Regions from separate parts of the Homo sapiens genome. Here region 1 is linked to region 2. A link is an interaction called in ENCODE POLR2A ChIA-PET data of the cell type or tissue named here. Cell type or tissue: MCF 10A. All regions are shown on one strand. Each heading gives the region's core, and the rest is flanking DNA. Links, peaks and the distances in the headings are about the cores only.

Evidence for each region. Peaks named below come from ENCODE experiments on the same cell type or tissue, not always from the same donor. Only the 100,000 strongest peaks of a DNase experiment are listed, where the experiment ranks them.
Region 1: POLR2A ChIA-PET joins it to region 2 with 5 read pairs; 2 of 35 experiments call an interaction of 5 or more read pairs at or near these places.

The regions. Positions count from the first base shown.
Region 1 is chr1:16,306,969-16,311,363 of GRCh38, reverse strand. The region is part of intron 2 of FBXO42 (F-box protein 42); the gene reads left to right. Among named protein-coding and RNA genes, the nearest start is that of FBXO42, 43 kb to the left of the region's middle. In MCF 10A, for the core only: no CTCF peak of the experiment used is centred there; no DNase peak of the experiment used is centred there.
Region 2 is chr1:16,247,804-16,252,198 of GRCh38, reverse strand. FBXO42 (F-box protein 42) reads left to right here. Exons shown (of 10, transcript NM_018994.3): 10 at 414-4,395. The coding sequence ends at 1,529. Among named protein-coding and RNA genes, the nearest start is that of CPLANE2, 13 kb to the right of the region's middle. In MCF 10A, for the core only: no CTCF peak of the experiment used is centred there; DNase peaks (open chromatin) are centred at 2,168 and 3,218.

The DNA of each region.
Region 1 (4,395 bases), core at 158-4,157, 59 kb before region 2:
AGTGTGTACCACCACACCCAGCTAATTTTTGTATTTATTTATTTATTTTTGTAGAGATGGGGTCTCACTGTGTTGCTCATGCTGGTCCTGAACTCTTGGGCTCAAGCAATCTTACCACCTGGGCCTGCTAAAGTCCTGGGATTATGAGCCACCATGCCAGGCCTTTGACCCCCTTTTTTTTTTTTTGAGACGGAGTCTCACTCTGTCGCCCAGGCTGGAGTGCAGGGGCGCGATCTCGGCTTATTGCAAGCTCCGCCTCCTGGGTTCATGCCATTCCCCAAAGTGTTGGGATTACAGGCGTGAGCCACCGTGCCCGGCGTTGACCCATTTTTTAATTGGGTTGTTTGTTTATTAATGTTGAGTTTTTTTGTTTGTTTGTTTGTTTGTTTTGAGATGGAGTCCGGCTCTGTTGCCCAGGCTGGAGTGCAGTGGCACAATATTGGCTCACTGCAACCTCCACCTTCTGGGTTCAAGCAATTTCCTGGCAATTTTTGTATTTTTAGCAGAGACAGGGTTTCACTGTGTTGGCCAGGCTGGTCTTGAACTCCTGATGTCAAGTGATCCACCAAATAAATAAATAAATAATATTTAATTTATTTGAGCACCTGCCCAAAGTGCTAGGATTACAGACGTGAGCCACCGCGCCTGGCCCTAATATTGTTGAGTTTTAAGAGTTCTTTGGATATTCTATATAACTGTCTTTTATCAGATATGTCTTTTGCAAATACTTTCTCTCAGTCTGTGGCTTATCTTCTCATTCCCTTGACAGTATTTTTCACAGAGCAGAAACTTTTAGTTTTAATGAATTCTGGCTTATCAGTTATTTTGGGGAGGGGATAAGGTCTTGCTTTGTCACCCACGCTGGAGTCTAGTGGCGTGATCAGGGCTCACTGCAGACTCAACCTCCCAGGCTCAAGCAATCCTCCAAATTCAGCTTCCCAAATAGCTGGCACTACAAGCACATGCCACCATACCCAGCTAATTTGTTTTTCTTTTTTTTTTTCAGATGGAACCTCACTCCATCACCCAGGCTGGAGTTCAGTGGCGCAGTCTCAGCTCATTGCAACCTCCACCTCCTGGGTTCAAGGAATTCTCCTGCTTCCACCTCCCAAGTAGCTGGGATTACAGGTGCATGCTACTACGCCCGGCTAATTTTTTTTTTTTTTTTTTGAGATGGAGTCTTGCTCTGTTGCCCAGGCTGGAGTGCAGTGGTGTGATCTCGGCTCACTGCAAGCTCCTCTCCCGGGTTCACGCCATTCTCCTGCCTCAGCCTCCCGAGTAGCTGGGACTACAGGCATCCACCACCACACCCGGCTAATTTTTTCTATTTTTAGTAGAGACGGGGTTTCACTGTGTTAGCCAGGATGGTCTCGATCTCCTGACCTTGTGATCTGCCTGCCTTGGCCTCCCAAAGTGCTGGGATTACAGGCGTGAGCCACTGCGCTCGGCCAATTTTTGTTTTTAGTAAGAACAAAACCTTTTTTAGTAGAGTAGGTTTTACCATGTTGACCAGGCTGGTCTCAAACTCCTGACTTCAAGTGATCACCCACCTCGGCCTCCCAAAATGCTCGGATTACAGGTGTGAGCCACTGCACCCGGCCACACCCGGCTAATGTTTTAAAAAATACTTTGTCGAGACAGGGTCTCCTTGTGTTGCCCAGGCTGGTCTTGAACTCCTGGGCTCAAGTTATCCTCCCACCTTGGCCTCCCAAAGTGTTGGGATTACAGGCGTGAGCTACCATGCCTGGCCATTCTTTCTTTCATGGATCATGCCTTTGGTACTGTGTATAAAAAGTCATCCCCAAAGTCAAGGTCTTCTAGATTTTCTCCTGTTATCTTCGAGGAGTTTTATGTTTTACATTTAGGATTGTGATTCATTTTTAGTTCATTTTCATGGAAGATGTCTAGATTCATTTTCTTGCATGTAGATTTTAATTTATTTCAGCATCATTTTTGGAAAAGGTTTTTTTCTTTAAGAGATGGGGTTGGCCAGGCGCGGTGGCTCATGCCTATAATCCCAGCACTTTGGGAGGCCAAGGTGGGTGGATCATGAGGTCAAGAGATTGAGACCATCCTGGCCAACGTGGTGAAACCCCATCTCTACTAAAAATACAAAAAGAAAAAAAAAATTAGCTGGGTATGGTGGCGCGTGCCTGTAATCCCAGCTACTTGGAAGTCTGAGGCAGGAGAATCGCTTGAATCTGGGAGTTGGAGGTTGCAGTAAGCCAAGATCGCGCCACAGCACTCCAGCCTAGGTGACAGAGTGACACTCTGTCTCAAAAAAAAAAAAAAAAAAAAAAAAAAAAGAGATGGGGTCTCCCGGCCTGGCATGGTGGCTCACGCCTGTAATCCCAGCATTTTGGGAGGCCGAGGTGGGCGGATCACTTGAGATCAGGAGTTTGAGACCAGCTTGGCCAACATGGTGAAACCCCGTCTCTACTAAAAATGCAAAATTAGCTAGGCATGGTGGCACATGCCTGTAATCTCAGCTACTTGGGAACCTGAGGCAGGGAAATCATTTGAACCTGGGAGGTGGAGGTTGCAGTCAGCTGACATTGCACCACGCACTCCAGCCTGGGCAGCAGAGTGAGACTCCTTCTCAAAAAAAAAAAAAAAAAAAAAACAGAGATGGGGTCTCCCAGCCTGAGAACATGGTCAACCTCCATCTCTATGAAACAAACAAACAAAAAAACAGAAATTAGCTGAGTGCAGTGGTGTGTGCCTGTAGTCCCAGCTACTTGGAGGCTGAGGTGGAAGGATCCCTTGTGCTCAGGAGGCAGAGATTGTGGTGAACGGGGATCGTGCCACTGCACTCCATCCTAGGTGACAGAGTGAGACTCAGTCTAAAGGAAAAAAAAAAAAAAAAAAAGAGAGATGGGTCTCACTGTGTTTCCCAGGCTGAAATTCAATGGCTGTTCACAAGTGGGATCATTGTGCACTACAGCCTCGAACTCCTGGGCTCAAGCGATCCTCCTGCCTTGCTTCTCATGTAGCTAGGACCACAGGCATACACCACTGAGCCTGGCAAAAGGCTGTCTTTTCTGCATTGCATTACTTTTGCTTCTTTGTCAAAGATCAGTAAAGGCTGGACACAGTGGCTCACGCCTGTAATTCCAACACTTTGAGAGGCTGAGATGGGAGGAACACTTGAGCTCAGGAGTTTGAGACCAGTCTGGACAATATAGTGAGACCCCACCTCTATTAAAAAAAAATGAATGGACTGTATTTGTATGGGTCTATTTCTTGGCTCTCTATTCTGTTCCATTGATTTATTTGTTTATTATTTGCAAATACCACACTGTCTTGATTACTGTAGCTTTTATAGTAAGTCTTGAAGTCAGGTGGTATCAATCTTCTGACTTTGTTCTCCTCCTTCCATGTTTTCTTGGCTATTCTGGGTCTTGTGCTTCTCCACATAAACTGTGGAAACAGTTTGTCGATATTCACAAAATAATTTGCTGGGGTTTTGACTAGGATTGCATTGAATCTGTTGATCAAGTTGGGAAGAACTGACATCTTGACAATATTGAGTCTTCTTATCCTATCCATGAACATGGACTATCTCTTTATTTAGTTCTTTGATTTCTTTCATCATAGTTTTATGGGTTTCCTCATATAGATTTTGTATGTATTTTGTTATATCTAAGTATTTCATTTTTTGGTGCGAATGTATATGTGTTTTAATTTCAAATTATGTGTTTTAATTTCAAATTCTACTTGTTCATTGTTGTATGCTAACCTTGTATCCTGCAATCTTGCTTATTAGCTCTAGGACCAAGACAGGTTATGATTCCATAATCAATTCCTCTCCATTGTTATATGTTCGTCTTTTTTTTTTTTGCTTGTTTTTTAAGAGACAGGGTCTCACTGTCTTGCCCAGGCTGGAGTGCAGTGGCATGGCATGATCATAGGCATGATCACTGCTGCCTTGAACTCCTGGGCACAGGTGATCCTCCCTCCTCTGCCTCCCAAGTAGCTAGGACTACAAGTGCAGACCACCATGCCTGGCTAATTTTTAATTTTTTTGCAGAGAAATGGGGTCTTGCTATGTTGCCCGGGCTGGTCTCAAACTCCTGGCTTCAAGCTATCCTTCTGCTTTGGCTTCCTAAAGCACTGGGATTACAGGTGTGAGCCACTGCGCCTGGCCTCTCATCTTTTAGAAAACTTTTCCTGGTTGGGCATGGTAGCTCATACCTGTAGTCCCAACATTTTGGGAGGCTTAGGCGGGTGGATCGCCTGAGGTGGGGAGTTCGAGACCAGCCTGGCCACTGTGGTGAAACCCTGTCTCTACTAAAAATACAAAAATTAGCTGGGCATGGTGATGCATGTCTGTAATCCCAGCTACTGAGGAGGCTGAGGCAGGAGAATCACTTGAACCTGGGAGGCAGAGGTTGC
Region 2 (4,395 bases), core at 258-4,257:
AAAAATAGAAAACACCTTGGTGTCACAAAAGAGGTGAACATTAGCCATAGCTCCTTTGGCATTTCTCACTAAATGGGAAAACTTACAGGGGCCCTACTCATTCAGTAAGTCCCAACTTTAAGCATCTGTTTGTCTGTGAAACTTTCCCTTCTCCTTCTAACAAAAATTGATTGTTCCCTTCTCCCCACCCCTTCTGTATACATATCTCTAATGATAGCATATGTCACACAAAGCAGCGATTGTTCCCATGTCTGACTTCTAGCCTAGAGGGCAGACTACATCATTTTCATCTTCATATCTCAGGTACCTACAAAATGTCTGGCACATGACAGATGCTCATGATAAAATGTTTGACAGTTGAATGAACAATCAGAATCATAGAAGAGTGTGAGCACTGGTCCTTTGTCTTCCAGGTGGGACAGTGTGTGGTGGTCTTCAGCCAGGCTCCTAGTGGGAGAGCCCCACTCAGCCCCAGTTTGAACTCTCGCCCATCACCTATCAGTGCCACTCCTCCAGCTCTCGTTCCTGAAACCCGAGAGTACCGCTCTCAGTCTCCAGTAAGAAGCATGGATGAAGCTCCTTGTGTTAACGGCCGCTGGGGAACACTGAGACCCAGGGCTCAAAGGCAGACTCCTTCAGGTTCCCGGGAAGGGAGCCTTTCCCCAGCCAGAGGAGACGGCTCTCCTATCCTCAATGGTGGGAGTTTGTCTCCAGGAACGGCAGCTGTGGGTGGCTCTTCTTTGGACAGTCCTGTACAGGCCATATCTCCAAGTACTCCATCTGCTCCTGAAGGATACGACCTGAAAATAGGACTTTCTTTGGCCCCCCGACGAGGATCACTACCAGATCAGAAAGATCTGAGATTAGGATCCATAGATCTGAATTGGGATCTGAAACCCGCTTCCAGTAGTAATCCCATGGATGGCATGGACAATAGGACAGTTGGGGGAAGTATGAGACACCCTCCTGAACAGACAAATGGTGTGCATACCCCACCTCACGTGGCCAGTGCCCTTGCAGGGGCCGTCTCCCCAGGTGCCCTGCGTCGGAGTCTGGAAGCCATCAAAGCGATGTCCTCCAAAGGCCCCTCGGCCTCTGCAGCACTAAGTCCTCCTCTTGGGTCTTCTCCAGGCTCTCCTGGGAGCCAGAGTTTGAGCAGTGGAGAAACAGTGCCCATCCCTCGCCCAGGGCCTGCCCAAGGAGATGGACATTCCTTACCTCCCATTGCTCGCCGCCTGGGCCACCACCCTCCACAGTCCCTAAATGTTGGCAAACCCCTATACCAGAGTATGAACTGCAAGCCCATGCAGATGTACGTGCTGGACATTAAAGACACCAAGGAGAAGGGGCGGGTCAAATGGAAAGTATTTAATAGCAGTTCTGTGGTTGGACCTCCTGAAACCAGCCTGCATACCGTGGTACAAGGCAGGGGTGAACTCATCATATTTGGAGGACTCATGGACAAGAAACAGAATGTGAAGTACTATCCAAAAACAAACGCCTTGTACTTTGTACGAGCAAAGAGATAATGTGTTCTAAACCCCTTTCCTTTTCTGTGGCTTTTAATTTGGAATTTTCCAGTGTGTAAGCATTTGGACTGAGAATTGGGAAAACAAAATTACTCCCAGAAGCCAAAACTCTTTAATTCCCAACCGAAGTCACTCCAGGCTGGGATCAAATCTCCATTAAGAAAAAAAATTATATATAAATATATATATATATATTATATAGCCAACTCTGTTGACAAAAAAAGGGAGAGATTTCCATCCTGGTTCAGATAAAGTTGTTGCTGTGTTTTAACAGGGGCTGGGCTGCCTTTTTCTACCTTGCTGGTAACTAGACCAAGAAGTTAGAGAATAGACTAACATCAGTAACTTCCCAAAAGAAACTGAAGAGCCCCCTGTAAATCTTTATGTGGCCTTCTTGGAGTTAAAAAATGAAAGGGCATATGTAAGTTGCAAAGGTGGAGGGTTTTAGACTCTCATGCTTCAGGTGCTGTCGGGGTAAAAGTAACTGTTTTTCCCCTTCTCTTAAAACCACAGAGGACCTGTGACAGCTCTGCAGAAATGCCAGTGCCTGGCCCCCTCTTGCCTTTTATGGCTGAGGAAAGTTACCCAACAAAGGATTTTATTCCACATTTGTGTGCCGGGTCATTGTGAAATAATGTTTATGCAGCCAACATCTGACCGCCTAGTAGTGTCCATTGGTCTTTGGAGTGCTTCTTGTGTGTCTCAGAAAACATTTTGTGTCTGATTGTGGAAATTTCTGACAATCAATCATATTTGGTGGCAAGTTGCCAAAAAACATATTTATTCTCCTCTTTCTTCCCTTAGAACATGGTACTTGGAAACTGCCTTTTCCATTCACTTACAGGCTGCTTTTTTCTTCTACCTTTTTTCTTTTCTTTTTTTTTTTTCATATGTGGTGAAGTCCTAAAACCTGTCTGACTTTCTGTTTCTTTTACAAAGCTCAGGTGCCTACAGAAATCAGAAGCTGCTTAGAAATACTTGTGGAACCCTTTCCCTGGTGTCACTAGGGGGCCAGTAGGGAATTCTAAGATGCCAATATTGTGAGAAATCTTTGAAGCAAGCATCAAAAGATACTGTTTTTTCCCTATGGGCTTCTTTTTACTTCCAAAGCACATTGAGCACACTCATCCCATATTTGTAGAATGTGGAAATTGATTCTGGAAGGGAATTCCAATAACAGTTCTTTTTAGAAATGTTTTTTTCCTTGTGGTGACATATATTCCTCTTCCTGGCTATTGGCAGGTGATGGAGTTGAGAATCATGTACTTGACTTCTTGACGCATGGCTGACCTCAGAAACAGCTCCATCCTTTGCACTTGTCTTCTTCATGTGTCACCCAAATAGGGCTTGGGTTTTTACTTTCACTTCATTTCTGAGATTAAGGTGTAACCAAGTAGAGCATTTCTTTGCTTGATACAGAAAGTTACTAGTCTCAACCATGGCCTGGGCATAGGAGATGTCAAAATAAGTTTATTTCAAATGGCACCATTTAAATAGGGATTTTTGGTGATTTCTCATCAGTGGAAAGAGGATTTTTGTTTTGCCTTTGTTTTGTTTTGAAATTTAAATCCTAATTTCAAAACATCACCTTGCCACCCTGACACTCCTCTTTTTATTATTAGCGTTTCTCAGGCACAAAGCCTGCTGCAGCTGGCCCTGGGTCCTGGCTTTCAGCCAGCATCTGGCAGCCTAAGTGTACTGATAAGTGTGTTTTCTCCTGTTACATCATGCTGAATCCTTTCCCTTAGCCATTAGCTTTTATGATGTGGTCTTCGTAGGAAAGCCACCCTGGTGCCAAGCCTAGCTTGTGGGGAGGGGTATGTGTTCCAGAAACTGCTCTTTGTGTTCCCTTCAATGAGGAAACAACATGTGTCTACTTATGTGGCATCCAACTGCTTGGAGCTCCACACTTCCCTTTCGCGACTCAGGCTCTGGTGCTGTTGCCAATCCTTGCTTGGCAAAGACTGTTCGATCATGTGGGGTCCTTATTTACAAGGGAAAGCTGGGCCAGAAGGCTAGCAATTCAGGTGTTACCGCTATTGCTGTACCTTGTGTTAGGACATTGTGTTTGTGCATGGACTGTGCCTCCAAACTCAGTAGTTCCTATCTAAATATAAAGTATATTAGAAACCTGAAAGTACAGAATCTCAACCTTACAGTCTTTCCCTTAGTCCTGTGGCCTTCCTAAGCCAGCTGTTAACGTGTTGATTCCTTCCACTTCCCCCAAGTAGGCAGGCAACAGATATGTTGATTGTCTTAGAAAGTAATCTGGTTCCTCTGAACTCCATTGAATTCCAGTTTGACGCATACTGCCTGGAACCAGACTGTTTGCTTACAGCTTTTTAAGAAAAATCTGCCTTGTCTGCCCCCATTATGGTTGGTCTTGGTAGCTCCTGGGCACTGTGGGCGTGTACCATGGGAAAGTGATTCAACACAGTGAAGGTGATTGTCTCCTCAGGCCTCCTGAAGCCACCTGTGCGGTGGGACTTCACGTGTCTCGGCCAAGGCGAGCATTTCCACAATGCCGTGGATGCTGCAGTCAGGCCAGATTGAACCATGACCCCATTTTTCACATGATACCAATTTTGTCTTAAAATTCACTGAGAAAAATGAGACTAAATTTTTTTTAACCCTCAGGAGCACCTGAAGCAAATATTTATCCGTATTTATTGAAAATTCATTTTGTTTCTACTTGAAGCTTTAACCCCTTCCATTCCTGCAAGTGTGCCTTTTGAGAGCTCCCATGGCCTAGTGACTTCACTGGTCACCTTGTCCATCTTACTTAAGAATTTTAGTCTCTCCCTACCCTCTTGGACAGAGCTTCCTGTTCTCTTATTTCACAGGTTATACAGCAGAGCGGGTTTTG